6 separate regions of the Homo sapiens genome follow, and all the other regions are linked to region 2. Evidence: chromatin loops called from intact Hi-C (ENCODE). Cell type or tissue: endothelial cell of umbilical vein. All regions are shown on one strand. Region 1 overlaps VIM-AS1 (VIM antisense RNA 1). Region 2 overlaps CUBN (cubilin). Region 3 has its middle 28 kb from the start of VIM-AS1. Region 4 has its middle 20 kb from the start of VIM-AS1. Region 5 overlaps CUBN (cubilin). Region 6 overlaps CUBN (cubilin).

Region 1 (5,000 bases), 320 kb before region 2:
ACCCCAAACAATCATCACCAGGCACACTTTGATATGATTGCTAAAACTGGAGTCTGACCTGGATAGAAAGGCTAATGATAACCGTAATGATTGCTTTCATATATTGAGTGCCTATGACATATGAAAGCAATCATTATGTACTGCCCATGGGTTAACTTATTTAATCCTCACGACAGCCCGGTTTGACATATGAAGAAACTGAGGCACAGAGAAGGTAAGTAGCTTACTCAAGTTTATCTAGCCAAGAAGTGGCAGACCTGAACACAGGACTTCTGGCTCCAGTCCCCGAACTCTAAACCTCACCGTGCTGTAGTACTTTATATGCCATAGTAATTTTGTGCTACCATTGGAGATGTCCCCAAATCTCTTTGGCATTGTTATCATGATGTTTGTCTCTTTGGTCTACTTTTTTCCTATTCTGATGCAGCAACAGGACCCATTTTGATTCAGAGAATATGGTGCCCTTAATGAATCATCAAGAAGTCCATAGACAGTTTTAGGGGTTTTCTGTGGAGATCTCATTTCTTAATTCTGACTCAACCCACCAGAATGAATGGATAATTATGGCATTTGAATCTTGCATATGATTAAGTGAATAAAAATGCTTTGCCCCATTTGCTAGTAGAAAAGAAATAAAACCACATTTTTGGAATGCAATACTTATATCAGTTAAAAACAACTTCTCCCTATACTTACCATCTATTAGTTTGATTTTTAGGGAGATTTATTAACATTTTAGTCCTTCATGGTAGTACTATTGTGCAATCCAAGAATTATGGGGGAGTTTTTGGAAATGAGAGGAGGCTCAGGGAATTATAGGCAACCAAGATTCTCAAGGCCAAACCCAACAGCGATACTGATAATACATGTGTGCTTACTATCCAGTTTTTAAATTTTCTCATGCAATACTAATCTCATTGCTTTTGTATGTCAGATTTTAAAATAGAGCATGCTTAATATACTTCAGATGTCTGCAAGGGGAACAGCAGCAAATACCACAGTCCCATGGTAAATATAAGGGAAAAACAAAGGCATATATGTGTTAACAAGTCTGATGAATGGCTCATGCCTGTAATCGCAGCACTTTGGGAGGCCGAGGTGAGAGGATCATGAGGTCAGGTGTTCGAGACCAGCCTGGCCAACATGGTGAAACCCCGTCTCTACTAAAAATACAAAAATTAGCAGGGCGTGGTGGCAGGCACCTGTAATCCCAGTTACTCGGGAGGCTGAGGCAGGAGAGTCACTTGAAACCAGAAGGTGGAGGTTGCAGTGAGCTGAGGTCACACCACTGCACTCCAGCCTGGGCAACAAGAGCAAAACTCCATCTCAACAGCAACAACAACATCAATAACAGCAAAGCCTGATGAAATCCTAACTCAGCAGTGGCGCAATTACTTCATAGATTGGATTATTTTGAAAAGAAGCAGCAAACCCCATTTGGTGGATGTATTTTGAGTCTTTTTTTTTTTTCTGAGACAGGAGCTTGCAATACCACCCAGGCTAGAATACAGTGACTCCATCACAGCTCACTGTAGCCTCGACCTCCTGGGCTCAGGCAATCCTCTTACCTCAGCCTCTTGAGCAGCTGGGACTACAGGCACATGCCACCATGCCCAGATAATTTTCTTAAAATATATTTTGTAGAGACAGGGTTTTGCCGTGTTGTCAGGCTAGTCGCAAGCTCCCGAGCTCAAGTGACCCCTCCTTGGCCTACCCAAAGTGCTGGGATTACAGGCATCAGCCACTGCGCCTGCGCGGCCTGCGTTTTGAATCTTTAGGTGAGCAGGCTCCCTGCTAGGTGCTAAGGACGCAGAAATGAATACCACCCCTCCCTTCCTCTCAGAGGGCTCCCAATCTGCTCCTCTTTTCTCTGTTAAATATTTTGCCTTTGAGTCTTGCATAATGATGTGGCCACATTGAGACCTAGTTGAACAGTTTCACAATAACTCCCTTAAGTCAGAGGGCCTTGGTGAAATAACATTGACTTTTACTCTGAAATCCATGGAAATACAAAATTTACTGTTTTGTTCTCCTTGATAAAATATAGCATAATAACTAGTTGCTGGGTTACTACCTAAAACACAGGCCCCAAACTACAGCCAGGAAGGGCAGTTAGCAATTAAGTAAAGGAAATGACTATGACTAGTGGGTCTGAAACCCAACACACTGCCCATATCCTTCTTAGCATAGGGAGGCATTGATGTTACTTAGGCAACTTTTATCACTAAGGAAGTAGTTTTGGTGACTCATGCTCATAACAGAATGACTTATTTCAAGACCTGAGTGTTCAGTAACCTTACCATTATGCTTCTGTTTTCTTTTTTTTTGGACTCAGACAGCAAAGCTCCCTTTGGATGACATAGATTTATTACTTAGTAGTATATTATGTATTGGCTGTCCCACATTTTGAAATTTAATGGACTCGTGGTGATCAGAATAAAAGGTCAGTATTTCCTACAATATGTTGATACGTTAAAGGCAGAACTAACACCTCATTTTCTAAGCAGAACTATTATCTTATTAAATGTCTAAGTTGACATTTCTTGCCAATTTTTTTTTACTTAATGTAACAGTGCTGTTTCAAATACTAGTCATTATTTAATAACTAAAATGGAATGCTGAAGAATTTTATGCTATGACATAAAATGCCGTATTTTTTCCCCAAATATATGAAAAATGGAATTAAAATCTCCACTGAGTGTTGCTATTACAAAAGGAAGAAATCCTAAGGAAATTCATTGGCTAGGTTCTCGGTTCAGATTTACAGCCTACCTGCTTGATGGCCCAACAGCATTTATTTCTTGACAATTGACATTTTTTTCTGTGTTAAAAATAGCTGAGAAGTTGTAGAAAAATTAGTTAATTAAAAGAGTTATAGGTTGCTAATGTGTTTGGAGAGCTTTATGGAAGAACTTACTGTTGACAGAAAAAGCAAGCCACAAGCCAAGGACCTGAGCTGGCTTCTGGGGTAGTGCAGGAGCAACTTGGCTTGGGTTCCAGGGTTTGTCGGGAGCCTTGGAGATGCCAGCTTCCAGTGTGGTCAGCCAAGGATTTACCTGAATCACTAGTATACCTTTTGTCCTAATTCCAGAAATCATGCCATAAGTCTCAAAATTTGGACAGTGTTACTTGAGCTGTTTTTATTTTGCTTTCAATTGAGTCCTTTTCTGGTTTTAATTTTGTAGCTGGAACAGCTTGAAAAAGGCAATGAGTCATGACAAATATTTCTTTTCTTCTCAATATAGAAGCCTTCGATGTGAGGCCCAGGCATTGAGTACCATGTGTGCGATTCACAAGCCTTGGCATCTGAACAATTTTTTGGAAGGATCCATCAGGACAACACGTCGGGGGTGTACTAGTGAAGTGATTTTCCAAATGTGCTACTCAGACCTGTAGCATCAGCATCACCGGATAATTTGTTAGAAATTCCAACTGTTAGGCCCCACTTTAGACCAACTGAATGTGAAACTCTGGGAGTACGTGGGGCCCAGCAATTTGTGTTTTTACAAGACTTACCAGGTGATTCTGAGAACCACTGTGCTAGTGAATTGTTCCTGTCTGTGGCCACGTAGAATAAGAAAACCATAGGGTTGGAAAATGGGGAAACTGGTGAGTGTTCGCTTATGAGGAAATGAAGAATAGATAGAAAAGAATTAGTTAACTTTTGGAATTCAAAAGAGAAGCAGTTTGTAAAAGCCAGGAATTTGATTTGAAGGACTAATTGCTTGCAGAATCTTTGCTTTCTCAGAGAGGGGCAATCCAGATCACTAGGTTACCGTGAAATATGTTGGTATGGCTCTAAAATTCTAGAATAATCTCTCTAGTGAGAAAAGGCATACCTTTCCATATTAGGACAAAACTTCAAATCAGGTTTGTAAAATCCTATAAGATTATTGTATCCCATTGCCATGGCCAACTTGTTTGTCTCTGGAGATCCCAGTTTCTACATCTGAAAACCATATGCATTCCTGCTCACCAGGAATTATCTCGCTGAATGAAGCAAGAGATTCAGGATGTGTAAGAGAATTTATGAAGCATTTGGATTACCAAGAAATGTGAAGTATAAAGATCAAGAATGATTATTACAAACACTGATGGTAAAGAGGTGTTTCGAAGTCGATGCAAAAAATGAGTTGCTTATTTCAGTCTCTCTTTGATATATCTGCCTTTTTAGTGCTGACTCTATCATGTATTCACTATTTGATTTTCAGTGAATCACATTTTTTAAAGCTTTTAATCTGTTTCCTCAAAAAATATATTTTTTAAAAATATTTACTCAGGATTGTTGTGAGAATAAAATTGATTCGATTGATATTTCAAAAAAGAAATATATTTTTAAAAAATAAAGCAATACCATTTTTGGATATGCTAGTGCTCTGACTGTTATTTTATGTCTGGGTTGAGGAATCCTAAAGGACTGTTGACATAATGACATCATCCAGGGGTTTGGAATAAGAGTATACATCAGCAAGTTTTCTGATTACAAAAAGTAGCTATGTTTACTTTTCTGTTAATTCTCCTTCAGTGGAATGTTTCAATTTTCTCATGAGATGGGGGAGATCCATTTTTTTGAGAGCTCTGTTTTATTAAAGAAAGCAAGTCTGGTGGCTCATGCCTATAATTTTAGCACTTCAAGATGCTGAAGTGGGAGGATCACCTGAGCTCAGGAATTCAAGACCAGCCTGGGCAACATAGCAAAAACCTATCTCTATGAAAAATTTTTAAAAATTAGCTGGGCATGGTGTTGCATGCCTGTAGTACCAGTCACTCAGGAGGCTGAGGTGGGAGGATCACTTAAGCCCTGGAGGACTAGGCTGCAGTGAGCAGTAAGCTATGATCATGCCACTGCACTCCGGTCTGGAAGACAGAGTTTGTTTAAAAAAAAAGGCAAATTTGATACTTTGTGTCCTTTGAACTGAGAAAATACATTTCATTCATTCTTTCAGGGAAAAAAAGTGGGACTCTGGAGTCAGAGTCCCCAAGGTAAATTTCTCAGCTCC
Region 2 (5,000 bases):
AATCACTGAGGGATTATGCCAAGTGAAAAAAGGCAGCCTCCAAAGATTACATACTCTGCTGTTCCATTTATATAATATTTTGAAATGATAGTGTTTTAGAAATGGAAAGCAGAGAGCCAGAGGTTAGAGAGAAGGCAATGTAGGAGTAAATTGTGTGTGGTTATAAACAACAAAAGCAACTTAGGGATTCCTGTGGTATTGGAATTTCAGTATCTTGAATGCAATTGTGTACAACTTGTATATAACTTAATACACACACACACACACACACACACACACGAGTTCAAGTAAAACTAGGAAACTGAGTAAAATTGGTGTTATGTCAATGCCAGTAACCTGGTTGTGATAGTATACTACAGTTTTGCAAGATGTCAGTATTGGAGGAACTCAGAAATGTGTACAAGGAATTTCTCCATATTATATCTTACAAATGTATGTGAATCTGCAATTATGTCTGTAAACATTTGTTTAAAAAATAGTTGAATGATAAAATATAACCTACAACCTGACTGAATTATATAGAACACTAAGAAAAATCAGAAAGTTTTTGACCTGATGACAGTTAAGTAACATTTTGTAGGTTCAATATAGTTTTGATGAGTCCTCTGTCATATAGCCAATGAAATGAGTTCTTGATAGGCAAGGCAGAAATGAATATTGAATAACTCTTTACCATTGTCATCACCATTATCATCATTATTATTAAACTTATGTTCCCAGGCCAAAAGGTAGAGTTGTCGAATCTATAATTAATGACTTCAGAAAAGTATAAGCACTTAAGCATTCTTGGATTCCTTCATTAAAGAACTTGAGGCTCTTTATTAAGTTTTAGCCCTTCTTACTTTGCCTGTTTAGTAATGTTTGTAAAAATATAGTATATGGCCCAGGCATGGTGGCTTATGCCTGTAATCCCAGCACTTTTGGAGGCCAAGACAGGCAGATCAGTTGAGTCCAGGAGTTTGAGACCAGGCTGGGCAACACGGGAAAACCCCATCTCTGCAAAAAAATACAAAAAACTAGCCAGGCATGGTTGCACGCACCTGTAGTCCCAGCTACTTGGGAGGCTGAGGTGGGAAGATCACCTGAGTCCAGAAGGTCGAGGCTGCGGTGAGCTGTGATTGTGCCACTGCGCTCCAGCCTGAGTGAGAGTGAGACTGTCTCAAAAAAATACATATATATATAAAATATATATACAGATTATCTATTGATAAATTGTGTTTATAATTTTATGAAATGTGGATAAAAAACTGCCATATACTGTTTCCTTGGATATATTATTAGGGGGAAATCTAATTAGAGATCATTAAGTAAAATTGAGTAGGTGCATTTTTTTTCCTGACATTTTTATTGATCTTAGGCATTTGGCAGAATATCTGCACTTTTGTTCTCAGTAGGTCCAGCGCCAGGCACCTCCCTTATCTAATAAATGGCTAATATAATTTGTCTTCAGTAGGATGACTAACAGCTGGATACCCAGTGCTTAAAAATCAATTGAAACAATACGGCTTTAAAGAGCTGAGAATTATTAAACCAATGCTATGAATCAGTGCTATTTCACATCTCTTGCTATGGACTGATTTCCCAATAGAAATGTTTTTAATGACTTGATGTTTTATTGCTGTGGGTGAGGAATATCCTTGAGAAGAGATGTGTTTGGAATGAGTAATTTGGTATCATTCCATGTGAAGAAAATGTTGAATAGTCAAGTAAGATTAATACACATCCAACTACATCCTTGTTTGAGATAGTTGTCTGTTGATAGAAAGGGCATATTGGGTATTGCAGATTGTGTAGCAATAGTCCTGGCCCCTACCCACTAGATACTACCCATCACACCGAGTGTGACAATAGAAAAATGACTACAAACCTTGCCAGAGGTCCCAAAATTGCTCCTAGTTGAGACCTCTGAACTAGGACGAGCTTCTCTGGTTAATATGTTTAATGTTTTTGGGGTTTTTTTCCCCCAAGTTTTGTATATTCATTACCTAATATGCATACTTTCCTTGAGTGACTCAGCATTGTAGATAACCATGATCTCTCACCTGAACTAGGGCAAAACCTACCTGACTGTTTTCCGGCATCCTTTCTGACTCCTATTTTCCGAATTGTAATGTTTTCCAAAAACCAATCTTCTTGGTGGCTCCTTGCTGTATTCAGGACAGTGGCCCGAGTCTCTAACGTGTCCTGCAGCCCCCTCTGCAGGCTTCCTCACCCCTTCCTCCTTGGTTTTCTCTCTCTTCTCTGAACTAGCCACGGCCTTTCCTGCCATCGGGGTTCGCTCGGGGCAGGCTCACTTCCCCCAGTTAGGTAAAGCCACCAATTATATATTCTCAACAGCCCCATCATAATGCCTTGTTTATAGCTGGAATTTTGCATGTAAATTTATGATTCTGTGATTCATGTCTCTGTTTTTCCCTGGACTGATAAGAATTGGTTTGATTTGGAATTTTGGTGCTCACCGTTTATTTCCTAGCAACTGTTTTTTGCATGAGTATATAAATTCAGTCATTCGAGGTGGCCAGACCAATTAAGTGACAGCCCAGGTCTACTTGGGAGTTGCCAACCAAATTTTTGGTGAATAGCACACACTGACTGGATGTCAGCTTTTCATCAAAATGGACCCTACAATTCCACACAGCCAAGAAGTGTTCTGATTTATTCCATTTCATGCTGATTATACGTATACTTGGAATTCATGCCCACTTTCTTCATGCACCACGATGTGCCTCTTGCTTGCTGGTGTTGTCCAGCTGTGACCACAATCTGCTATCTTCCCAGGAGCAGGGCTGAGTTCCACCTGGCTGCTCCGTCTCCCTCAGCACCCGGGAAGCTCGGCTAGGTCAGGGCAACTAGAAGTTATGAGGAAACCGAACAGTGATCCAGGAAGGTGGATTTTTAAAAAATCACCACCCAGCTATGCAAAAAGGAACACCATCTCCTTAGAGAAGTCAAGAATGGGACATGCTATTTTAAAAACAGCTTTAAAAAAATTATTCTCAAAAGAAAATACTACAGATTTGTCCATGTTTTGTTTACTCTTATGCTTAGTTCTGTATACGTGTGAGTGCCATTATTTTGAAACCTAAGTGCATTAAAATATTGATGGGAAACCCTTGAGCATTAAAGTTCTGTGTATGTCCGTGCTAGGTGTGGGCAGGAACTGAGGAGGTGGACAAAGCCCTGCTAGCCACTGGCTGTGGGAACGTGGCTCCGGGTCCCGTTATCACACCAAGTAACACATTCACTGCCGTCTTCCAGTCTCAGGAGGCACCAGCTCAGGGCTTCTCCGCGTCCTTTGTTAGCCGTAAGTAGCCCTAAGAACCAAACCCAGAGGTCTTTGCGGGAGTGTGGTTGTCACAGGCAGGCAGGGTTGGCTAAACCTGGGGGTCTAGGGGAGGAGTATGGGGGTCTACGGGGAGGATGAGTCACCTAATCCCAAGAAGACACCTTTCTTCCAAATAGCAGTGAGAACAGAACTGAATTGAGAAGTGATATAAAAGCCATGAGGGGCACTAACCAACGTCTAGAAATAAGCCTGGCATCCAGAGTGGGCTGATATTGGGCAGAAGCGCAGATGGCTAGTTCGTTAGCAACAACCAGTGTGGCTGGCCTGTGGCACCTTGACCACAAAATCCCGTGGGGGGCTTGAAACACATGCAGATTCCTGAGCCTCACTCCAGGCCCAACTGAATTCAGAATTTCCATGACGAAGTCTTTCCTGTTTTTTTTTTTTTTTTTTGACACGGCGTCTCACTCTGTCGCCAGGCTGGAGTGCAGTGGTGCAATCTCGGCTCACTGCACCCTCCACGTCCTGGGTTCACGCCATTCTCCTGCAACCTCCACCTCCTGGGTTCAAGCTATTCTCCTGCCTTAGCCTGCCGAGTAGCTGGGACTACAGGTGTGTGCCACCATGCCCAGCTAATTTTTTTTTTTTTGTATTTTTAGTAGAGACGGGGTTTCACCATGTTGGCCAGGATGATCTTGATCTCTTGACCTCGTGAACCGCCCGCCTCGGCCTCCCAAAGTGCTGGCATAAGCCACCGTGCCCGGCCGGTCTTGCATGTTTTAACTGTCATCCAGAGGGTTCTCATGCTAAGTCAACTTTGGGAGCCAGTTTCTTTGGGAATGTTCTTTCCTAATTTTGATTAGGAAGGATGGATCTCCTTTTCTAGCTATTGTACACTATTAGATTCGTGGGAAATGTAGCATTTTTCAAGTCAGAGAAGCAATGGTGTGTGCCTGTTGGCTGAGTTAAATCAAGTGTAGCCACTCATGGCAAACCACTGTTTAGGGAAAAGTTTGAGGAAAGGAATTAGAGGAAGTAATACAGTAGACAGGTTTTTCAGACTGAATCAGAGAGTGCTGGAAAGGAAGTACTGAAAGACAACCCTAGACCAAATCTTAGGTCTGCAGGTGGTTCACTGTGTAAGTGTGCACGTGTGTACTTGTGTGTGTTTTAATGTCAATTTAAAAGGATAGAGATATTTTCGTGCTTGATAGATCAGAGAGTGAAGTGGATTAACTAGTCAATGGTTATATGAAAACAAATCATTTTAGTGGTGAAAAGATATTTCTTTCTGTTTCGAAAACCAGGGATGCATGTAAGAATTTGATAAGAGTTGGGATTAATAAATCCAGCTAGTTTTAAAAAGCAACCATTGTTGTGGCTAGATTACAATGGTAATGAAAATAGCAGTTTTCTAATAATAAGACATTTTAAAAACATTAATTGTGTAAAGTACTAATCAGATACAAATCATTTTTTATCTGTTTTATTTCTTTATCTGCATGAACCATATTCTATCATTGCTCGTTTATCCTTTCTTAATATCTTAATATTAAGGGATTTGCAGTAGATTTGTGGTAATATTACGAGGACTCAGTCCATAAAACTCTGCAGCATTTTCTAAAAATGTATAATATTCTTATTAAGCACATATGTATGTTTTTAAATCAGAGCTTTATTCTCTTCATTCTTGCTTCTTCCATTTGGAATATCT
Region 3 (5,000 bases), 370 kb before region 2:
CTTCCTGCAAAACAGCATTCTGTGCTGTTCCACTGCTTTCTCTACCACACTCTTCCCCAAAGCCATAGTGCTATACTTAAAAATTAAGGGATGACTCTTGCCTGTAGTACCAGCTAATTTGGAGACTGATCGCTTGAGCCCAGGAGTTCAAGATCAGTCTTGGGAACACAGAGAGACTCTATTCTCAAAAAAAAGTGTGCTGGGGAGAAATAACAGCTGCATTATTTTGTCTAAAAATAATTATAATACAATCATTTATTGAGCAGTATATGTGCTAATGTGTTATCTGTATTATCTCATTGAATTGTTCACAATATTCACAATATACTCTGAGAAATCTGAGGCCTAGAAAAGTTAAGGAAGTTGTCTATGACCTGGCAGATGGCAAGTTACCGAGTCAGGATGCAAATTCACCTGTGACTCCAGATCCCCTTAGCTTAATTGCTTGCCATTGCCAGATTCTACAGAAAGCCTAAAGCTGAAACAGAATAAATTAACTACTGGGATTTCATTCTGTCACCCTAGCTGGAGCAACCATGAACTTCTGGGCTCAGGCGATCCTCCCACCTCAGCCTCCTGAGTAGCTGGGACTACAGGCATGCACCACCACACCTGGCTAATTTTAAAATTTTTGTAGAGATAGGATCTCGCTACATTGACTAGCCTGGTCTCAAACTCCAGGGCTCGAGTAATCTTCCCACTTCAGCCCCCCAAAGTGCTAGGATTGCAGGTGTGACCTACCATGTCTAACCTATGGGGGCATTTCTGATTCAGAACCCAAACACCTCTTCTCTATCATGATAAGTAGAATCTGTATATTGGGAATGGGTGTGAAGTAAATTTTTAGTATTTATTTATTTATTTATTTGGAGAGAGAGTCTCTTGCTCTGTTGCCCAGGCTGGAGTGCCGTGGTGCAATCTCGGCTAAGTGCAACTTCCACCTCCCGGGTTGAAGCGATTCTCCTGCCTCAGCTTCCCGAGTAGCTGGGACTACAGGCACGTGCCACCATGCCTAGCTAATGTTTTTTTGTATTTTTAATAGAGATGGGGTTTCGCCATGTTGGCCAGGATGGTCTTGAACTCCTGACCTCAGGTGATCCACCCACCTTGGCTTCCCAAAGTGCTGGGATTACAGGTGTGAGCCACTGTACCCGGCCAATTTTTAGTGTTTCTACATTAGGCAAACCCATCTTTCCTGGCAATTTTCTTATGTACACTTTGTTTATACTTTGAAACAACTGAAATTTTGAGAGCTATTTCCCCTCACATAGGAAGCCAATTGACAGGGGCCACCTCAATGCTCTTGACCTCTAGTGGGGATTGGACCCCACAGATTCTTGCTACTCAGTGCTGTCCCAGGCCAGCATATCAATATCTCTTGGGAGCTTGCTGGAGATGCAGTATCTCAGGCCCCGCCCTTGGCAGCTGAAACAGAACCTTCATTTTAACAAGATTCCCTAGTGAGTCGAGTGCAAATTAAAGTTTGAGAAGTACTCTCCTAAATCACAGCTTGGTCAATCAAGAAGCAAGTGGTCCCAGGATGTTTCTATCCTTTAAATGTAACAACAATCCCATTACTGAGTTTTTTTGTTTCTTTTATTTGTTTGTTTTTGTTTTTTTTTTGAGATGGAGCGTTGCTTTGTCGCCCAGACTGGAGTGCAGTAGTGCCATCTCAGCTCACTGCAACCTCCACTTCCCAGGTTCAAGCAATTCTCCTGCCCCAGCCTCCTGAGTAGCTGGGGCTACAGGTGCATGCCACCACACCCAGCTAATTTTTGTATTTTTAGTAGAGATGGGGTTTCACCATGTTGGTCAGGCTTGTCTCGACTACCTGACCTCAGGTGATCCACCCGCCTCGGCCTCCCAAAGTGCTAGGATTACAGGTGTGAGCCACCGCGCCCGGCAATTACTCAGTGTGTAATGTGAACCACAGGCACTTTGAGTTCGTGGTCTCTAATTACTGACAGAGTCATTCAGGGCAGGTATCCTCAATTCTCATTTCCAGCTGAGAAAGAATGAGATTTGGGAGACAAAGTAACTTGGTAGAAATTACACAGCCAATAAATGAAAGTTCCTGGATGTGAACACAGGTTTATCTTCTGACTGAGCAATATTGCTTCCCATTCTTCTTGCTGTTTTTCAAAGCACCGTTTTTGATGAGGTAGGTCCTGGGGTCATAAAGAGAAAGGAATTTTGTTCATTTTACTCTTCCCTGGACTGTGTGAAATATTTCAGGTACAGAGACTAAGTCAATGATTATCTATCTGGTGGATTAAAGAACAGACAATTCAGAAATGCTCTTGATGGTCATAAGTTAATTTTAAAAATTTATTTAGAAGGGATCCTCAGGAATGCCTAATTGTATCCACTGGATTTTAATACTTTCAATTCCGTGCAACTAAATGTGGCCCTTGGAAAAGTCCTGTGACTTCCGAACCCACCAGTAGATGTCAGTATTTCTTTGGACACCACAATGGCCTCTCAAGTTTTTGCCCTACCAGGCTCTTCACAAGATCCGTTGTGTCTGAAGAAGGAGCGGCGACTTTTTGTCTACATTTTTACTTGGTTGGAACAATCTTCTGAGATATCTTCAAGGGTGTTAGTGACCCCAAGGCAGTACTCTCTTGCCCTCTCTCTCTCCCTGTCTCTCTCTGTCTCTGTATGTGTGCGCCTCTTTCCTTCTCTTTCTCTCCCTATTTCCTCTCCCCATACTCCCACACTGACATTTTTTAATGAAAAAGATGATTTTCTCCCATGAAGATATTTCTGTGCAGATGTTAGAAAAGGACATTCGAAGACACTAAAGTCAGATTTTGTCAAGCCCTCTGGCTGGTAAACCAAGCAGATCCCACTCTCCAGGAATGAAGCAACTATTACGTTGGGGCGAAAGTTATTGCTATTACTTTTAATGGCAAAAAAACACGATTTTTTCCCCCAACCTAATACTACCATGCTAAATGCCAATTCAAAAAGGATTGCCCTTTGAAGAAAAAAAGGCAGAAGTAAGCAGGAAGGATAGCTCACTTGGAGTATCATCCGAGTTAGCTTAGGTAAAGACTGTAGCTTTCTACTAAAGCGTAATTTATTTCTCAAAGAATATTTTATATGCAACTATTTTCTGGGCTCTGTTCTGGAGCTTTATTAAATGTGTAAGAAGGCTGAATAATTGATCAGGTTTACCAAAGACTACAATTTAAGCTGACAGGCATTTGATTTTAGATGCTGGTGTCTCATTTGTGTGGCTTTTTCATGCATCTGCCAGCAACGGGTATGCTAAGACAATTATGTTCTTCCCACTGGACTGCTTTTTCTTGTCTCCTTTCCAGAACGATCCTTCTATTTTTTTTTTAGAAAAAGCTGTGCTTTAGGTTAACCACATAAAATTATTTGACAGATATCTGAAGAGACTCACTTTCTTTACAAGAGAGGTTAATAGTAGCTTCTCAGTAAGGAAAAAAAAAACGCTGAGAGGGATTAAATAAGAGAAATGCTTTCTGAGTCATTAGATGCTAGACAGGTTAAAATACCAGAAAAGTACACTGTAGCATTCAATTTGGCACGAGGTAATGACTTAATGATTTTCCCGATTTCTGATATTCGGTGTGGAACACTTAAGCCTTTCTGAGGCCTGATTAGCAAACAGTTTTATTTCCCTTTGCAGAAGAGGATGTAATCAGTTGTTAGGTGGACAATTCAGAAGTGCTTTAGGATTTTTCACACTGCCGGTTTTATAATTTAGCGATTATGTAGCTTGATGGTGAGAGTCATTACTTTCAAGAAGTTTGGAAATTGAACTAGTCCAGTGTTTCCCAGAACCTCATCTATTTACAAGCTAGAGAGTTTTTTTTTTTTTTTGCTATTAATACTCTATAGTGGTTGAGGACATATAGTGTGTAACTGCATTCAGAGCCCAGCTTTGTAATTTACTAGCCAAATGACCTTGTCAATATTACTTAACTTCTATAAACCACAGTTTCCTTATCTGCAAAATGGGGGTGATAATGCTTTATTTGTAGGATGATTGTGAAGTGTCTATAATGTTATTAGTTCTCTATCCCCATCCTCCACTCTGAGGACTGGTTTTAGGTATGTATGGGGGAGGCTGGCCTACCACAGATTTTATCTACTCTTTCAAAATAATCACAAGTTATGCACATACTCTGTGCCAGGCAGTATGAACTGAACACCGAAGATACTCCAGTGAACAAGACAGAAGAGGCTTCTACTGGCATGAAACTTACATTCTAATGGAGGACACAGAAAATTATAAAGTAAACAAACACATAAATACGGAATAACATAGATAGTAATGAGTGTGTAGAAGAAAAGTAAGGTAGGATAAGGAAACAAAGTAAAGAAGAAGATCAAGGAAAGTTACTTTGAGTAAATGACTGTGTTAGTCCCTTCTCACATTGCTATGAAGCACTACCTGAGACTGGGTAATTACATAAATTACCTAGTATAAATTTATAAAGAAAAGAGGTTTAATTGACTAACAGTTCTGCAGGAAGTACAGGAAGGTGCCTGGGGAGGCCTCAGGAAACTTACAATCAGAGTGGAAAGGGGAAGGGGAAGCAAATATTTCTTCACGCAGCAGCAGGAGAGACAGAGCATGAAGAGGGAAATGCTACACACTTTTAAACAAGCAGATCTTCTGAGAACTCATTGTTACCACAAGAACAGCAAGGGGGAAGTCCGCCCCCATGATTCAATGGCCACCTACCATGCCCCTCCTCCAACACATGAGGATTGCAATTTGACATGAGATTTAGCTGGGGACACGGAGCCAAACCATATTAATAACATTAAAGGAAAACAATAATTTTAAAACTTTAATTGGGCCTTCGTGTAGCTGATGAGGCCATCAAAGGATGGCTGGATATGTAATCAGTTTCTTTTCTCAAATGCAGAGAGAGCCAAGGCACAGTCTGAAAAATGAGAATGAACACATACACTGTTCTGTCTCAAAATGTAATATTTTCTCCTCATTGGAGGCTCAG
Region 4 (5,000 bases), 360 kb before region 2:
CCAAGGAAGGACTCTGCAGCAGGTCCAGCCCATGGAATGAGCAGCCTTGATTCATTGGCCATAACATCCAAGGAAGGACTCTGCAGCAGGTCCAGCCCATGGAATGAGCAGCCTTGATTCATTGGCCATAACATCCAAGGAAGGACTCTGCAGCAGGTCCAGCCCATGGAATGAGCAGCCTTGATTCATTGGCCATAACACCCAAGGAAGGACTCTGCGCAGGTCCAGCCCATGGAATGAGCAGCCTTGATTCATTGGCCATAACACCCAAGGAAGGACTCTGCAGCAGGTCCAGCCCATGGAATGAGCAGCCTTGATTCATTGGCCATAACATCCAGCTGACGTTTTGATGTCGGAGGGGTCCTCGGTGAGAAAAGATGTAGTGTGTCATTTATAGAAAGTCCAAACAGGAAAAATACTATGCAGACCCCTGGATTCTGAAGGAAGGCCATGTCATCTGCAGAGAATCACATCATTGAGGAATAGTTACCGTTACTGCATCTTACTAAAGATGAAAATGATACATCCCAAGTTAAGCCTGAACAGGGCCAGAGAGCACAGGTAAGCTGCAGGATCAGGCAGCCCAGAGGTCCCCAAGTCACCATCCATGGTTGCATTAATCCCCCTTCCCCAGCTCACACCCGTGGCCCTATGGGGAGAGATGCCACACAACCAGATGAACGAGGAACAACTTGAGTTTGGTTTATATATGGGTTGGCTCAGTTTGTGGGTATATGATGAAAATACCTGGTGGTTCCATTGCTGACATATTCAGAGGTGGCCTTAGAAGATAGTGGGGGCTGGCTACAGTGGCTCAGGCCTGTAATCCCAGCACTTTGGTAGGCCGAGGTGGGCAAATCATCTGAGGTCAGGAGTTCGAGACCACCCTGGCCAACATGGTGAAACGCTGTCTCTACTAAAAATACAAAAATTAGCAGACACGGTGGCACGTGCCTGTAATCACAGCTACTCAGGAGGCTGAGACAGGAGAATCGCTTGAACCCAGGAGGCAGAGGTTTCAGTGAGCCAAGATTGCACCACTGCGCTCCAGCCTGGGCGACAGAGCAAGACTCCATCTCAAAAAGAAAAAAAAGATAATGGGGAGGGGAAAAAAAGTTTCCTAATGAGCAGGATGCAAGTGGTGTTTCTGGCATAGAAGGAGAAGGAACCCAAGGTAAGATTATATAGATATCCCTAGGCTGAGACGAACAGCATGGCTAGCGGGTCAAAGGCCTGTAAAGAAAAGGACCAGACCATTAGACACAAGGAGGGCTGGGGTAGAGGCAGGTGGATGGACAAAATGGAGATGCACAGCAATGAAAACATTAACATGTGATCCAAAAAGTTTTGTACACAAAGTTTTTGTATCACATGTTAATGGCCACCAGAGAGCATCCCACCACAGAAGTCACACTGAACAGTCAAGTGGACAAAATGACACAGCCAATTAATATTAGCCAGCCTCAGCATTGATCTCTCTGGAACTGGGAAAATGAGCATAAAAATGGAGTGGGCATGGTAGCCAACCAGAGGCTACACATGGGCCCAAAGCTATAGACACCCATTTCCCAAGGACAGGCTACCTACTGCAGGCACTGATTATTAAAGTCAAGCAGGCCTGCCCGCCTCTGGGCCACGTGATAGCTTTGCACTTAGTATGCATAACCAGAGACCCCAAACCTCTCTATGTTCTCTGAGCAGCTGGCTTGATTCCACAATTTATCTTCTCTAGCTTTGAAGACAGTAGTCCATCCTTAGCAGAAATCCATTTACAATGTATTTTTAGAACATCCAAAAAAACAACATTTGAAATTCAACTTTGTGTCATTCTAGTAGGCTCACATTTTATAACCTCAAACTTTATTTGCAGAAACCTATTAAAAAGAAGGTCCATTAACAAAATTATAAGAATGCAGAGTTGCTTTGGAATAGGCCACCTTGTCGTTTTTCTGATCGACCTTCTTTAGATAGTTGTTGGCATTACCAGGTCCTGCTTTTGTTGTTGACTTTAGCACAAACGGTAAAATCTCATCCACACAGTATTGTCAAGAGAACTTTATAGTCAAGCCAAGAAATGTCATTAGCTCATGGTACTGAAAGCCAGGCATAGGTCTGAATATATCAAATTCTTGAATACAACAGACTGGAACTGCATGGGTGACATTCTGTTTTCATTTTCTCCATCAGTTTGAGGCAAAAGAACTCAAATGGTAACTCGTGGCTTGAAAGGTGACTACTCACAATAGGCAGAATGATTTGCTAAAGCACATGGCATTTGGAACAACAATTGTCTGTACCTGTCAAACCCCATAGGGAGAAGCATTTTGAAATGTGTACTGCCTGGAGTGGATTGCATTGTTTCATAGGCAGTTCATCCTACCTACCACCTGGGGACAACGTCAACCTATCCATTTCTTTTTTTCCTCACAGTAAACCGATTTATGATCAGTGAATCACAGAGGGGAAGAGAATTTATCTGGAGGTGGTAAGGAGAACATTCAGTTATCTGACTACACCCGTAACCCTACATACACTGGATTCTACAATGGTAATTTATATTATCCATATTTAATTGGAATTCAAAGATAAGATTTGTGGGGTGAAATTGGCAACAAATAGAAAGAGAAACGTTTTTAAGATTGTCAAACATAATATGGGCTTTCCAGAATTAACTTCAGACTATGAATTTATCTAAAATTAATTTTGTTTGTAGTTGGTGGACAATTAGGTATGAAATCTGTGTATTGTCAAAGAAATCCTTGAAAAGTCATAAAGGGACATTAAAACCATCCATTCATCATCCTTTTTCCTTAAAGAAGGAACACATTTCTTCAGGTCAGAAGACAGGGGACAGAAAGAGAATGTTGGTACATGTTACAGAAAACTGTCAGAAAAACTTTTGGTTATATAATGCTGGCATCTCCCTTTTAAGGGTCCTCCTCGAGGTAATTTTCTAATTAATGCATGTTACAGCAATGCTTGCTCTATCAAAAATAAAATTTCATACACATGGGTTCATTCTTGAGTGCTTTATTATGTTTCCTTGGTGCCTGTTTCTGTACCAATCTACACTATTACATTTTACTACAGCCGTATCTAGTAGGATGTGTTTTTCTATCTTGATATTCTCCTTATCTTATCCCATTCTCACCTTATCTCATCTTACCTTACCTTATCTTATCTTATCTTGTCTTATCTTATCTTATCTTGTCTGGGGTGTCTTATCTCCTCTTGGCCTTTTGCTTTTCTTTATACATAATTTACCTGTAAATAGTTTTGGATTTTCCAAATAAGCAATAGTATCATTTGTAATTCATGACATTTTAATCTCTTCTATTACTATGCCTTTTTTTTTTTTTTTTTTTTGAGATGGAGTATTGCTCTATTGCCCAGGCTAGAGTGCAGGGGCACAATCTCAGCTCACTGCAAGCTCCGCCTCCCAAGTTCACGCCATTCTCCTGCCTCAGCCTCCTGAGTAGCTGTGACTACAGGCGCCCACCACCATGCCTAGCTAATTTTTTGTATTTTTTAGTAGAAATGGGGTTTTACCGTGTTAGCCAGGATGGTCTCCATCTCCTGATTCGTGATCCGCCCACCTCAGCCTCCCAAAGTGCTGTGATTACAGGTGTGAGCCACTGTGCCAGGCCACTATGCCTTTTAAGTCTTTATTTTTTTGAGACAGGGTCTCATTCTTTCACCCAGCCAGAAATGCAGTGATATGATCATAGTGCACTGCAGCCTCAACTTCCCAGGCTCAAGCCATCCTCCCACCTCAGCCCTACCTGCACTGAGTAGCTGGGACTACAGGCATGGACTACCATGTCTAGTTAAATTTTTAATTTTTTGTAGATATAAGGTTTCACTATGTTGCCCAGGTTAACCTCAAACTGCTGGGCTTAAGCAATCCTCCCACTTTGGCTTCCCAAAGTGCTGGGATTACAGGGATGAGCCACTGTGCCTGACCTTTTTTTTTTTTTTTCCTGTGGTACAATATTGGATAGGAGTGGGGATGGATAGTGGGTATTCTTTTGATCTTATAGGGACTAGTTATATTATTTCAGTATTGTTTTTTATATTTACTCTTGGTTTCTTTCTTTTTTTTTTTTTCTGAGACAGGGTATCACTCCCTCACCCAGGCTAGAGTATAGTGGCACAATCTCTGCTCACTGCAACCTCTGTCTCCTTGGTTCAAGTGTTTCTCCAGCCTCAGCCTCCTGAGTAGCTGAGATTACAGGCATGTACAATCATGCCCAGCTAAATTTCTTTTGTATTGTTAGCAGAGATGAGGTTTCACCATGTTGACCATGCTGGTCTTGAACTCCTGGCTTCAAGTGAACCCCCACCTCAGCCTCCCAAAGTTTGGTTTCTTATAGATCTTTTACCAAGTTAAGAAAAGTCTTTATATTCCTATTTTTTTCTTAAGTTTTCATAATGATTAGATGTTTCAACATGATTAGGCAGATCATGTTACAGCCTAGCCAATACACCACAATGTAGCAGTCTCTCGTTATGAGGTTTCGCCTGGAGTTCTTTGTCTCATGACCAAGAGAATTAAGGAGTGTGGACACAAAGGGTGAGGTTGGAGCAAAAGTTTAATAAACAAAAGAAGAAAGCGCTCTGCTGTGGAGAAAGGGCCTGGAAAAGGGTTGCCATTTTTACAATTGAATGCAAAAGCTTTTATAAAAAACCGATGAGGGCTAGACATCTCATTTGCATAAGGTGTGGATTTCTGGTAGCTCCACCCTGTCCTCCTAATGCACATGCAGGCCATTAGGTTGAGTTACTCCGTATTGTTTTGTTCCCCTTGGTGTGCACATGTTAGGGGACAGAATTTTCCATTGCAGGCATGTCTGGACAAGTCACCTGTGTAGTGTTTCTTATCTGTGTGGCTGTAGGCATGTCTCAAGCAACCCCCTTGTTCAAGTTCCCTTATCTGTGCCTGCAGCTTGAGTTTTCAGGCTGTTCTTTTGTTTGAAAAAATTCAACTGAGGACCCACCCT
Region 5 (5,000 bases), 63 kb after region 2:
AAAGATAAACAGAACTCACTTTAAATATCTTAAGAAAAGCGTTCTATAAAGATAATCGTGGGTAATGGAATCTTGGCACCCAAAGGAAGCTTAAAGGTGACCTCCAATGCTCAAATTTTATCAACGAGCAAATAAAACACCAAGATTAAGCTAGGTGCTGTGGCTCACACCTATAATCCCTGGGAGACCAAGGTGGGTGGATCACCTGAGGTCAGGAGTTCCAGACCAGTGTGGCCCACAGGGTGAAACCCCATCTCCACTAAAAATACAAAAATTAACTGGGTGTAGTGGCACATGCCTGTAATCCCAGCTACTCGGGAGGCTGAGACTGGAGAATCACTTGAACTTGGGAGATGGAGGCTGTAGTGAGCCGAGATCACGCCACTGCACTCCAGCCTGGGTGACGGAGCAAGACTCCGTCTCAAAAAAAAAAACAAAACAAAAAAAACCCACCATGAACCCGGGAGGTGGAGCTTGCAGTGAGCCAAGATCGTGCCACTGCACTCCAGCCTGGGCGACAGAGCAAGACTCCATCTCAAAAAAAAAACCAACCAAACAAAAAAACCCACCAAGATTAATGAGTTGCCCAAAATGCTCCACTAGACTGAGGTGAAGGTGAGATTAGACCTCAGTGGTCAGAGGCCCAGCCACGTGCTCTGTAACTATGCCAGCCAGCTTCTTCCTGTCCCAGAGATGACCTGGATCTCCACAGATATATAGTCTAAATCATGACAGCCTTCATATACAGATTAACAAATTGAACAAATTAACACCAAAACTTGAAGTATTTGACCTTAAGTATGTCAGTTATTAGCCTGGTAAAGTCACTTTTATAATGAAGTCATTCCTGCCGTCACCTACAATAACGCACTCCCTCTTGGTTTAGTGCTGAATTTTACTTCTAATTTTACTTCACTCACATCACTGGCGTCAACTCTGGGCATGCAAAGATCTCTACACCATCGAAAGCACACAGACAACAACTTGATTTTCTCCCACAGTTACTTTATCAAGTTTGTTTTTTTTTTTTTTTTCCATTCTGCTCTCAACCCCCAATTTTCAAAGTACAGTCCTGGAGGAAGTTATCCCTGGGTTGTGATATGCAGGCAAAGGCACGTGTGTGGAGGATGGAAGAGGTGGAGGTGGCAGTGGGAAGAGAGGGGAAGAGAGGAGAAAGGGTGTAGCCCAAAGAAGAGGAAAAGGAAAAGGGATTTCTGCCTCCATTATTCTTGCAGAGTCTCAGCACCTTAAGAAAATAAAGTCTTATTGCCTAACAAGCCAGACTGGACGGCTTATATGCTGTTGAATCAAACTTCCTGTCCTGTTTTCCTTGCAGGATGTGGTGGAACTCTTTATGGAGACAGAGGCTCATTCACCAGCCCCGGCTATCCAGGCACATACCCAAACAACACGTACTGCGAGTGGGTCCTTGTTGCTCCTGCTGGAAGGCTTGTCACCATCAACTTCTACTTCATCAGCATTGACGATCCAGGAGACTGTGTCCAGAACTATCTCACACTCTATGATGGGCCCAACGCCAGCTCTCCATCCTCTGGACCATACTGCGGAGGCGTGAGTAAAACAAACATTTTATATTCCCATTTGTTATTTTTAGACAATAATGAGTCACTTAGTGTAGACTTTTTTTTTTTTTAAGATGGAATCTCGCTCTTGTCACCCAGGCTGGAGTGCAGTGGTGCGCGCAATCTCAACTCACTGCAACCTCCGCCTCCTGGGTTCAAGCAATTCTCCTGCCTCAGCCTCCTGAGTAGCTGGGATTACAGGTGCCTGCCACCACACTCAGCTAATTTTTGTACTTTTAGTAGAAACAGGGTTTTGCCATGTTGACCAGGCTGGTCTCGAACTCCTGACCTCAGGTGATCCACCCGCTTGGGCCTCCGAAAGTGTTGGGATTACACGCGTGAGCCACTGGGCCCGGCCTAGTGTAGACTTTCAAAGGCAGACACACTGCAGAGGAAGAAGCACAGCCTTTAACAAATTGAGCAGTTTTCCAACTTGCCTTTCTATTATGGGAGCATGAGTGCCATCTGGTGGGCATTGCATTAAATTACTATTAAGAGTTACAAAAATCAGCCCTGCGTCAGAATCACCTGTGGAGTTACTTACATTAGACTTCCAGTTCCCACCGAAACCCACTGAATCGGGATTTCCCAGGGAGGAGTCACAGCACGCTGTTTTTTTAAAAAAAAGCTCCCTCTGTGACGTCAGTGCACTGCCTAGGGTTGAATACCCATGTTTATTTCTGCATAAATAGAACTGTAGAAAATTTGGACACGTGGCTCTATTTTATCTACTTCTTGCTGAAAATTGCAGAAATTATTTGAAGAAATGGTGACCGATAGTTTGTTTTTGTAAAGCTCTGATATCTTCCCTAAAAAAATCAGAATCTGACGTTGATTCAATATTGCAGGCATCTGTGCTTACGATCCTCTCATTTGATGTGCAAGTAGATACTTAAAGAGAGTAAGGGCTCACACCTGCAATCCCAACACTTTGGGAGGCCCAGGCAGGTGGATCACTTGAGCTCAGAAGTTTGAGACTAGACTGGCCAACATGGGGAAACCCCGTCTCTACTAAAAATACAAAAATTAGCTGGTATAGTGGCACACGCCTGTAATCCCAAGTACTCCGGAGGCTGAGGGAAAATAATTGCTTGAGCCAGGGAGGCGGAGGTTGCAGTGAGCCGAGATGGCGCCACTCCACTCCAGCCTGGGCGACAGAGCCAGACTCCATCTCAAAATAACAAGAGAGTAAGTAAGGGAAAATTGGCTGTTGGCAAGCGGGTATCTGTTTCTGATTTTTCTGCCCTTTAATCACTTAGACTTTGTAATCAAACTAGACAGAGAACTGTATCAGCTGGAAATCTAGATGGTTTTTAAAATATAACTTACTATTTATAAAATTGATAAATGCTGTTTTCAGAAGTATCAGAAAATAGGCTAATTTTTCTAAAACCCTGGGCATTCTCATATATTCTTAACACCTTTCTTTGAATATATTTGCATATATTTTACATGCATATTTTTTACTGTTTGATGGTGTGTTTTTTCTACTTACCAATATATCATTAGTAACATATCAATAAAAACACTGTTGCATCATATTTAAGTTTTGGAGAGTATTCCGTTGCACGAGTGTGGCCTAATTTATTTAATGAAGCCCCTCTAAGTGGACATTTAGGTCTCTTGAACTTTTTGCAACTACAGACAACACTTAATAAACTTTTTGGTAGTGATATCTTTATACATATAGTTACATTACTTGGTGAGAAATGGTAATCACAGGACCAGCAGACACTGTATCACGGGGATGCACAGAAGGCCCACAGAGAGAGAGACCCCAGTAAATGTGCCACACATCAGATTTAGAAGCTAATCAGCTCTTAGACATTGAATTGAAATTTACAAACATTTCAAAAGGGAGGAAAAGAGGCAATTTTAACAATACCATGACTTTATATTGGTAGGGGTTTTTTTGTGGGCATGGTTTTCAGTGGCTTGCAAACATACAACCCCATTTGATCCCCACAGTGACACTCCCATAAGGTGGAAAGAACAAGTATATCCTGGACTTGTATAAACCGAGTTCAGGTTTATACTGAACAAGTATAAACCGAGTCACTGAGAGAAGTGACGGCCATTTAATCCAATGCCACGTTAAGTTGAAGTATATAGCGAGATAACATCAATTTTTTTAACTGTTGGTGTTTACGGTATTTTCCCAGTTTTACATTTTTTTATAAATGTGGATATAATTTCATGTGTAATTGTTTTTTTTCTTAAAGGTACCACTGATTTCTTTAACACTTTATCAATGTTAAACATAAATGAAAAAATGTAAAACATAAGTATAAAACATGAAGTACAGAGGTAGCTCTTGTTTTGCTAATATTTACATACAACTTTTTGTAAGTTGTAATATTTTACTAATATTTACATACATACTTTCACATGTTACATACATACATATTTACATGCATAATTACATACATATGAAAGTTGTATACTTTTGTATGTATACTCCTTAAGTATACAATTCAACTTTTTATGTATGTAAATATGTTTGTTAAACTTGTAATATTTATATACATACAGTATTTAAATACATACAGTGTACATACAGAGGTAGCTCCTTATTTTGCTAATATAAACACAAACCCTGATTTGGAGATATTTTATATTACGGTAAATACCATTGTTCACAGGGAAATCCTATATCCCTTGCAGCTGCAGAAAATGAAGATCTAGCAAATGAGAGAATAACGGGACAAACAAGGAGAATCAAAGGAGATTCTAAAACTTCTGTTGACCGTCTGTTGACATACTAGTTTGTCAAAATAAAAGAAGTTATTGAAATTTGGAAGCAGATTAAAATGGGAGTAAAAAGTAGATGTGTATAGGAATAAAAATATTGTATATTCCTTGATGTATCTCTTACAGAAAAAAAAATCTACACTCACTTGAGTAAGTGAGTATCTTGGAAATAAGCCTGTGTTTTGATGACTTGGGGTAGGGCTGAGGCAGGAGAAGCCAGTCATGTAAGCATCATGAGAGCAGGGCTTTTTGCCTGTTTTGCTCATTTTTTAATGTCTTAATACCTGCAGCGTGGCAGTGCCTTGATCAATATTTGCCAAATGAATGAATAGAAAGTGAGAGACAACGGGGACCCATGTATCCCCCCAACACACACACACACACACACACACACACACACACACACACACACACTGTTCCACAGAAGTATATGAAAATAAATCTCAAGAGGAAAAACTATAAACACTGAGGATGAAAATACTATATTTTACTTAATAGGATCATTTTAATTATATATGTTTGTTTCAGAAAAATTAAATTTGCAGTAAGAACTTGAATAAGAAGTTCAAGTTTTTTGATAACAGTTTTATTGAGATACAATTTCAATACCATCCAATTCATCTCCTTAAAGTATACAATTCAGTGGTTTTTCGTAGGTTCACAGAG
Region 6 (5,000 bases), 110 kb before region 2:
ATAGAAATTAGTCGAATAAAATGGATTATCACAAAATATGGGGCAAGGATGAAGTCTCCATGGAACATGAAACTTTCTAAACGTTCATTGACTCTCCAACACTAAAAATCGTTATGACTTAACTCCCTGGTTCTTGGGTTTACCTGTTTCTTCCTGATGTGATACCTGGCCCTGTATTTGCTGCTAGTTTTCTCAACAATAGACCTTTTCTGTTTTCATGAAAATCTTACCCTTGACCAACCATCCTCTAAACCTCAAGATGACAAATAGGAAGTAATAATTACAAGATGGAATACAGAAAGTTTACAAATGTGCACTCCTTGAATACCACACAAATAGTTGTTACCATTTTGTACCTACCTGGGAGTTTGGCCACCTCAATTATCAGGGAAAGAATGAGGATACATTAGCTTCTTAGGGCTACTGTAACTAAGTACCACAAACTGGGTGGCATGGGACAACAGAAATTTGTTCTCTTTATTCTGGAGGCTGGAATTCCAAAGTCAAGGTGTTGGCAGGGTCATCCCTCTGACGGCTCTAGGGAAGACCCTTCCTTGCTGCTTCTAGCTTCTGTTGATTGATGGCTGTCTTTGGCTTTCTAAGCCTTGTAGATGCATAACTCCAATTTCTGCCTCTATCCACACATGACCTTCTTCCTTCTTGGTGTCTGGGACCAAATTTCCCTCTTCGTATAAGGATACCAAGAATATTGGATTTCAGTTCCACCCCAATCCAGTATGATCTCATTTTAACTTGACTGCATCTGCCAAGGCCCTTTCCTCCAAAAAGGTCACAGTCACAGGTTCCTGGTAGGCATAAGTCTCGGGGGACAGTGTTCAACCCAATACAGGGACAACTCTCTCCTCTCCTGGAGTCACGATGTTTTGTCCTCTTCTTCCTTTTCACTCTCTTCTTTCTTCCTTCTTTTTTCTCAAGGAAATTTTATGTTCCTTGGCCTTTATATTACTTGATTTTCTTCTTTGATTTCATCTCGTGATCACTCCAGTTTGTGTCCCCTTCCTCACAGAATACATGCTATCTGACTAAATCCCTCAGAAAAATCCATCTGCACATGCTTCATGTCCTTATGAATTTGAGGAGCTCCACCCTTGGCCTTGTGTTCAGAGAGGACTAGTGACCCTAGTAGGACAGATGCCTATCACTTGGCCACATACCTGTGAAATGTTGGGGAATTAACTGGTAACATCAAACCAGGAATTACTGACTTTTTGTGGTTCTCATTACATGCCAGTCACCTTTGGACAACTTTGGCCATTTTAAGGAGCACATATTCCTGTCCACTTCCCCACCCTCCCTGACCTGAAAGTTTCTGTTCAAAATCCTTGTAATTACGTTTTTTTATGTTTCATAGATGTATCGGAAGTGAGGCCTGTATACTCACTCCAGGAAATAGTTCACTTTGCCTTGGGTTGGGCCTTCCCCAGATTCTGAGCTCTTAGTTACCAATTCACATCACACCTGCCTTACCAAAAGGGTCCTTGCTGGCAGTTTCTCTTCTGTGTCCTCCCTTCCTCCACAAGCTGCCTTTTTTTTTTTTTTTTTAGATGGAGTCTCACTCTGTTGCCAGGCTGGAGTGCAGTGGTGTGATCTCAGCTCACTGCAACCTCCACTTCTTGGGTTCAAGTGATTCTCCTGCCTCAGCCTCCTGAGTAGCTGGGACTACAGGTGCCTGCCACCACGCCCAGCTAATTTTTTATATTTTTAATAGAGACAGGGTTTCACCATGTTTGCCAGGATGGTCTCGATCTCCAGACCTTGTGATCGGCCTGCCTTTGCCTCCCTAAGTGCTGGGATTACAGGCATGAGCCACTGCGCCCAGCCCACAAGCCGCCTTTTTACACAATGAAGGCAAACTGGCCTTGCCAATGAAGCACATCTCAAGGTCTTATAGAGCAGAAAGAGTTTTTATTGTTAAGTTATAGAAAAAAAGCTATTAAAATATAAATTGAGCATTTTAATGAAGCACGTGAACATCCTCACTAATTACTTTTAAAATTTAATTCTCTTTCACTGTGCCTTGGCTTTTGGCTTCGTTTTAACAGCAACTGTTGATTTCCCAGGCATTTCCTTTAGGAATGAAGGGATAAGGGTGGGAGGGTGTCGGTGATGAATCACTTCTCTCTTCCTTTTCTGCCATCCTCTTTGGGCTTTAGCCATGTGTATTTCAAGATGTTATTCCTCCTGATGCCATCAGTTTATGGCATATAGTTTCAGGAAAATGCCAGCCAGCAAAGCGCTGACTGCATTTGAGCAGTCGCCGGGCAATACAGCAGTTACTTTTTAAATTTTGTGCCTTGGATTCCATTTAGCTGTTTCATTACTGGTTTGCTTTTATTAAAGCTCTTATTAAAAACACACAGATACGAACTTAAAGATAGTACCTACATAGGAGATTATTATTAAATGTTTCAGTACTGGAATTTTATAACTCATGGCTTGTTTTGGACAAAAACCAAAACAATATTAGTGAAGTTCTTTTATGAAGGTATTTTAAGTTATCTACACAAGTAAGCAGGTTTAGCAACAGCTTGTAACTCTTGGTTGTTATGAGTTCAGCAGATCAATGTGCTTCCTGCAGATAAAGCAAGCACTTCCTTTCGGCAGATGAGTGAGAGTTTGGAGGAAAATCAAGGCAAACAGATGATCAGTCACCAGCTCTAAAACTTTTATAAAGATTAACTCTTTAAAACTGAAAAACATAGGCTTCTCTTCAGGGCATTATTTTATTCCAGTTCAGCTGATGTCTAATGATGTATTCTGTTAGATTTTGCCTCAAAGTCAATTAAAAGATTTTTGCTTTGTTTACGTTTTCCAGGTTGCTATGGTGATTGTCTTCAGTGGAGGGACAGGACAGTAATGAGGGCAGCATTCAACATTGTTAGTTCCGTGCCTTTGAGCTGAAGTTCTCGGCAAGGCATGGGGGAGAGAGAACACAGAAGTGGAGGTCAGGATCGGGGAGGGTGGGTGTCACAATAGGGTTTTGTACCCACATCTGCCATTCACTAAGTGATATGAGCATGTTCCACAGCTTTCTTGAACCTCACTTTGCTCACCTCTACAATGGGCCTGACATCATTGTTACCTGCCTCCCGTTGTCATGATTAATTTCAAATAAAATAATGCATTTCAAATAAAAATAATTCAAATAAAATAAAAGCACTTGAGAACTGAACTACCATAAAAATATGGATTGTCTTTTAAAAAATTTTTGTGCACCTTAATGAAAAACCAATTTCTTACCTCTTCTCTAGCTATTCATGATAGCTTTTTAACCAGTAATTCCTCTTCTAGCTCCAAGTCTTTGTCTCAAATCTGGGGATAAAGTCTTGTGAGGATACAAAACACGGCCAGGTGTGGTGGCTCATACCTGTAATCCCAGCACTTTGGGAGGGAAAGGTGGATCACTTGAGCCTAGGAGTTCAAGACCAGCCTGGGCAATATAGCAAGATCCTGTTTCAAAAGAAAAGAGTAAAAAAAAAATGTAAAGATAGAATACACAGCATGTGTGAAAGGATTATGATATGCACAACATTTAGCTAAAAACTTTGGATTGTTTCATTCATTCTATGTAACAACCCTATGAAGTAAGTATTCATACAGCTATAGATGAAAGAAAGGTTAGATTACTTACCTAGGAACTATCACAGCCAGTTTAGGAACCCATTTGTCTGAACTACAGCCCATGCTTCCTCTGTTACACTATAATGTTTCCAAAAGTTTTGCAATCTAACATGCCAATTAAGCAGTTCTAAAATCGTGTCTACTCCATGAAAACTTTCTCTTACCAAAGTGACAAAGAGCCACTGTGTCTATTTCTCTCAAAACTCTTTATTCCTCATGTCACTGTTCCTTTCTTGGTTGGTATTTTCATCTTTTTCATTTTTGAGACGGGGTCTTGCTCTGTCGCCCAGGCTGGAGAGCAGTGCTGTGATCTCGGCTCAATGCGACTTCCACCTCCTGGGTTCAAGCAATTCTCCTGCCTCAGTCTCCTGAATAGTTGAGATTACAGGCGCATACCACCACGCCCAGCTAATTTTTGCATTTTTAGTAGAGACAGGGTTTCACCATGTTGGGACAGGCTGGTCTCGAACTCATGACCTCAGGTGATCTGCCCACCTTGGTCTCCTAAAGTGTTGGGATTACAGGTGTGAACTACCACGCCTGGCTGGTATTTTCATCTTTTAAATTATCTTCTTTTATCTTCTTTTGAAAGGCTTTTCTAAATCATTGTCATCTATTTTAGATTATGAATGACCGGTGTTAAAAACTTCTGTATTTCTTTTACATTTTATTGTTCATTCAACCAGACAGGTAACCGGATGACGACAAGGATGTTGGTGGTCTAAACATCCCTGCCTGTGTTATTTCCTGATGGGTATTGGTTTATATAACTTCTTTCCTCTCCAGACTTGTGTATTCTCCATCTCTTTTTCCCTTCCCTGTTTGTTATCCCTTTGTCATGCATCCAGAGTCGCAAATATGACTGGTAATGGCAGGATGAGTTATTTATTCTTATTTGTAACTTACCAGTGATTAACATGTAAAGGATAGAATAGTATTCAGGTTGTTTTCTTCAAATAAAAACTTATTGAAATTACTCTTAGTAAACTGAAGGAGAAGCAAAAAGGGTTTAATAACTTGCAAGAAGACATGTGGGCAATAACACTTTTTATGTCTATAAATGTCTTTCTTTTTTTCAAGAGATATTAAATATGCTTGGCTTCTATAGCACTGCTTGTATTATGGGCAGATGCTCAATAAACACTTATGAGTGAATGAAGGAATAAATAAATGGAATTGGGAAGCTATTTTACCTCTTTCAAATTTTAGAAATACGAAGACAGTTAAGTTTCTACCGTAATTACCAGAATTACAACGTGCAGGTTTGTTACATATGTATGCATATGCCATGTTGGTGTGCTGCACCCTCCTAGTACTGTATAATTTTGACCAGAAAGTACCACTAAATTAATCTATCC

The links. A loop is a pair of places that touch in the nucleus more often than their neighbours do. Peaks named below come from ENCODE experiments on the same cell type or tissue, not always from the same donor. Only the 100,000 strongest peaks of a DNase experiment are listed, where the experiment ranks them.
Region 1: it touches region 2 in a loop (6-fold over the local background); 7 of 110 quality-filtered maps call a loop at or near these places.
Region 3: it touches region 2 in a loop (9-fold over the local background); 29 of 110 quality-filtered maps call a loop at or near these places.
Region 4: a loop joins it to region 2, with 5 times the contacts of the local background. A loop is called at or near these places in 35 of 110 quality-filtered maps.
Region 5: it touches region 2 in a loop (4-fold over the local background); 2 of 110 quality-filtered maps call a loop at or near these places.
Region 6: it touches region 2 in a loop (4-fold over the local background); 8 of 110 quality-filtered maps call a loop at or near these places.

Annotation. Positions count from the first base shown.
Region 1 is chr10:17,213,610-17,218,609 of GRCh38, reverse strand. VIM-AS1 (VIM antisense RNA 1) reads left to right here. Exons shown (of 3, transcript NR_108061.1): 2 at 2,336-2,443; 3 at 3,246-4,371. Among named protein-coding and RNA genes, the nearest start is that of VIM, 12 kb to the left of the region's middle. In endothelial cell of umbilical vein, no CTCF peak of the experiment used is centred here; DNase peaks (open chromatin) are centred at 2,159, 3,319 and 4,499; H3K27ac peaks cover 3,764 bases.
Region 2 is chr10:16,888,675-16,893,674 of GRCh38, reverse strand. It overlaps CUBN (cubilin), which reads left to right. Exons shown (of 67, transcript NM_001081.4): 55 at 3,148-3,304. Among named protein-coding and RNA genes, the nearest start is that of RSU1, 74 kb to the right of the region's middle. RefSeq lists an enhancer at 1,205-2,404. In endothelial cell of umbilical vein, a CTCF peak has its summit at 2,202 (motif pointing left); a DNase peak (open chromatin) is centred at 2,174; H3K27ac peaks cover 446 bases.
Region 3 is chr10:17,255,339-17,260,338 of GRCh38, reverse strand. No RefSeq gene overlaps it. Among named protein-coding and RNA genes, the nearest start is that of VIM-AS1, 28 kb to the right of the region's middle. In endothelial cell of umbilical vein, a CTCF peak has its summit at 2,435 (motif pointing right); a DNase peak (open chromatin) is centred at 2,478; H3K27ac peaks cover 388 bases.
Region 4 is chr10:17,247,340-17,252,339 of GRCh38, reverse strand. No RefSeq gene overlaps it. Among named protein-coding and RNA genes, the nearest start is that of VIM-AS1, 20 kb to the right of the region's middle. In endothelial cell of umbilical vein, a CTCF peak has its summit at 2,415; a DNase peak (open chromatin) is centred at 2,359.
Region 5 is chr10:16,825,377-16,830,376 of GRCh38, reverse strand. It overlaps CUBN (cubilin), which reads left to right. Exons shown (of 67, transcript NM_001081.4): 66 at 1,337-1,572. Among named protein-coding and RNA genes, the nearest start is that of RSU1, 10 kb to the right of the region's middle. In endothelial cell of umbilical vein, a CTCF peak has its summit at 2,045 (motif pointing left); DNase peaks (open chromatin) are centred at 1,476 and 2,026; H3K27ac peaks cover 1,668 bases.
Region 6 is chr10:16,993,996-16,998,995 of GRCh38, reverse strand. The region is part of intron 28 of CUBN (cubilin); the gene reads left to right. Among named protein-coding and RNA genes, the nearest start is that of CUBN, 130 kb to the left of the region's middle. RefSeq lists a cis regulatory region at 2,587-2,604 and an enhancer at 2,523-2,667. In endothelial cell of umbilical vein, no CTCF peak of the experiment used is centred here; DNase peaks (open chromatin) are centred at 2,385 and 2,675; H3K27ac peaks cover 4,591 bases.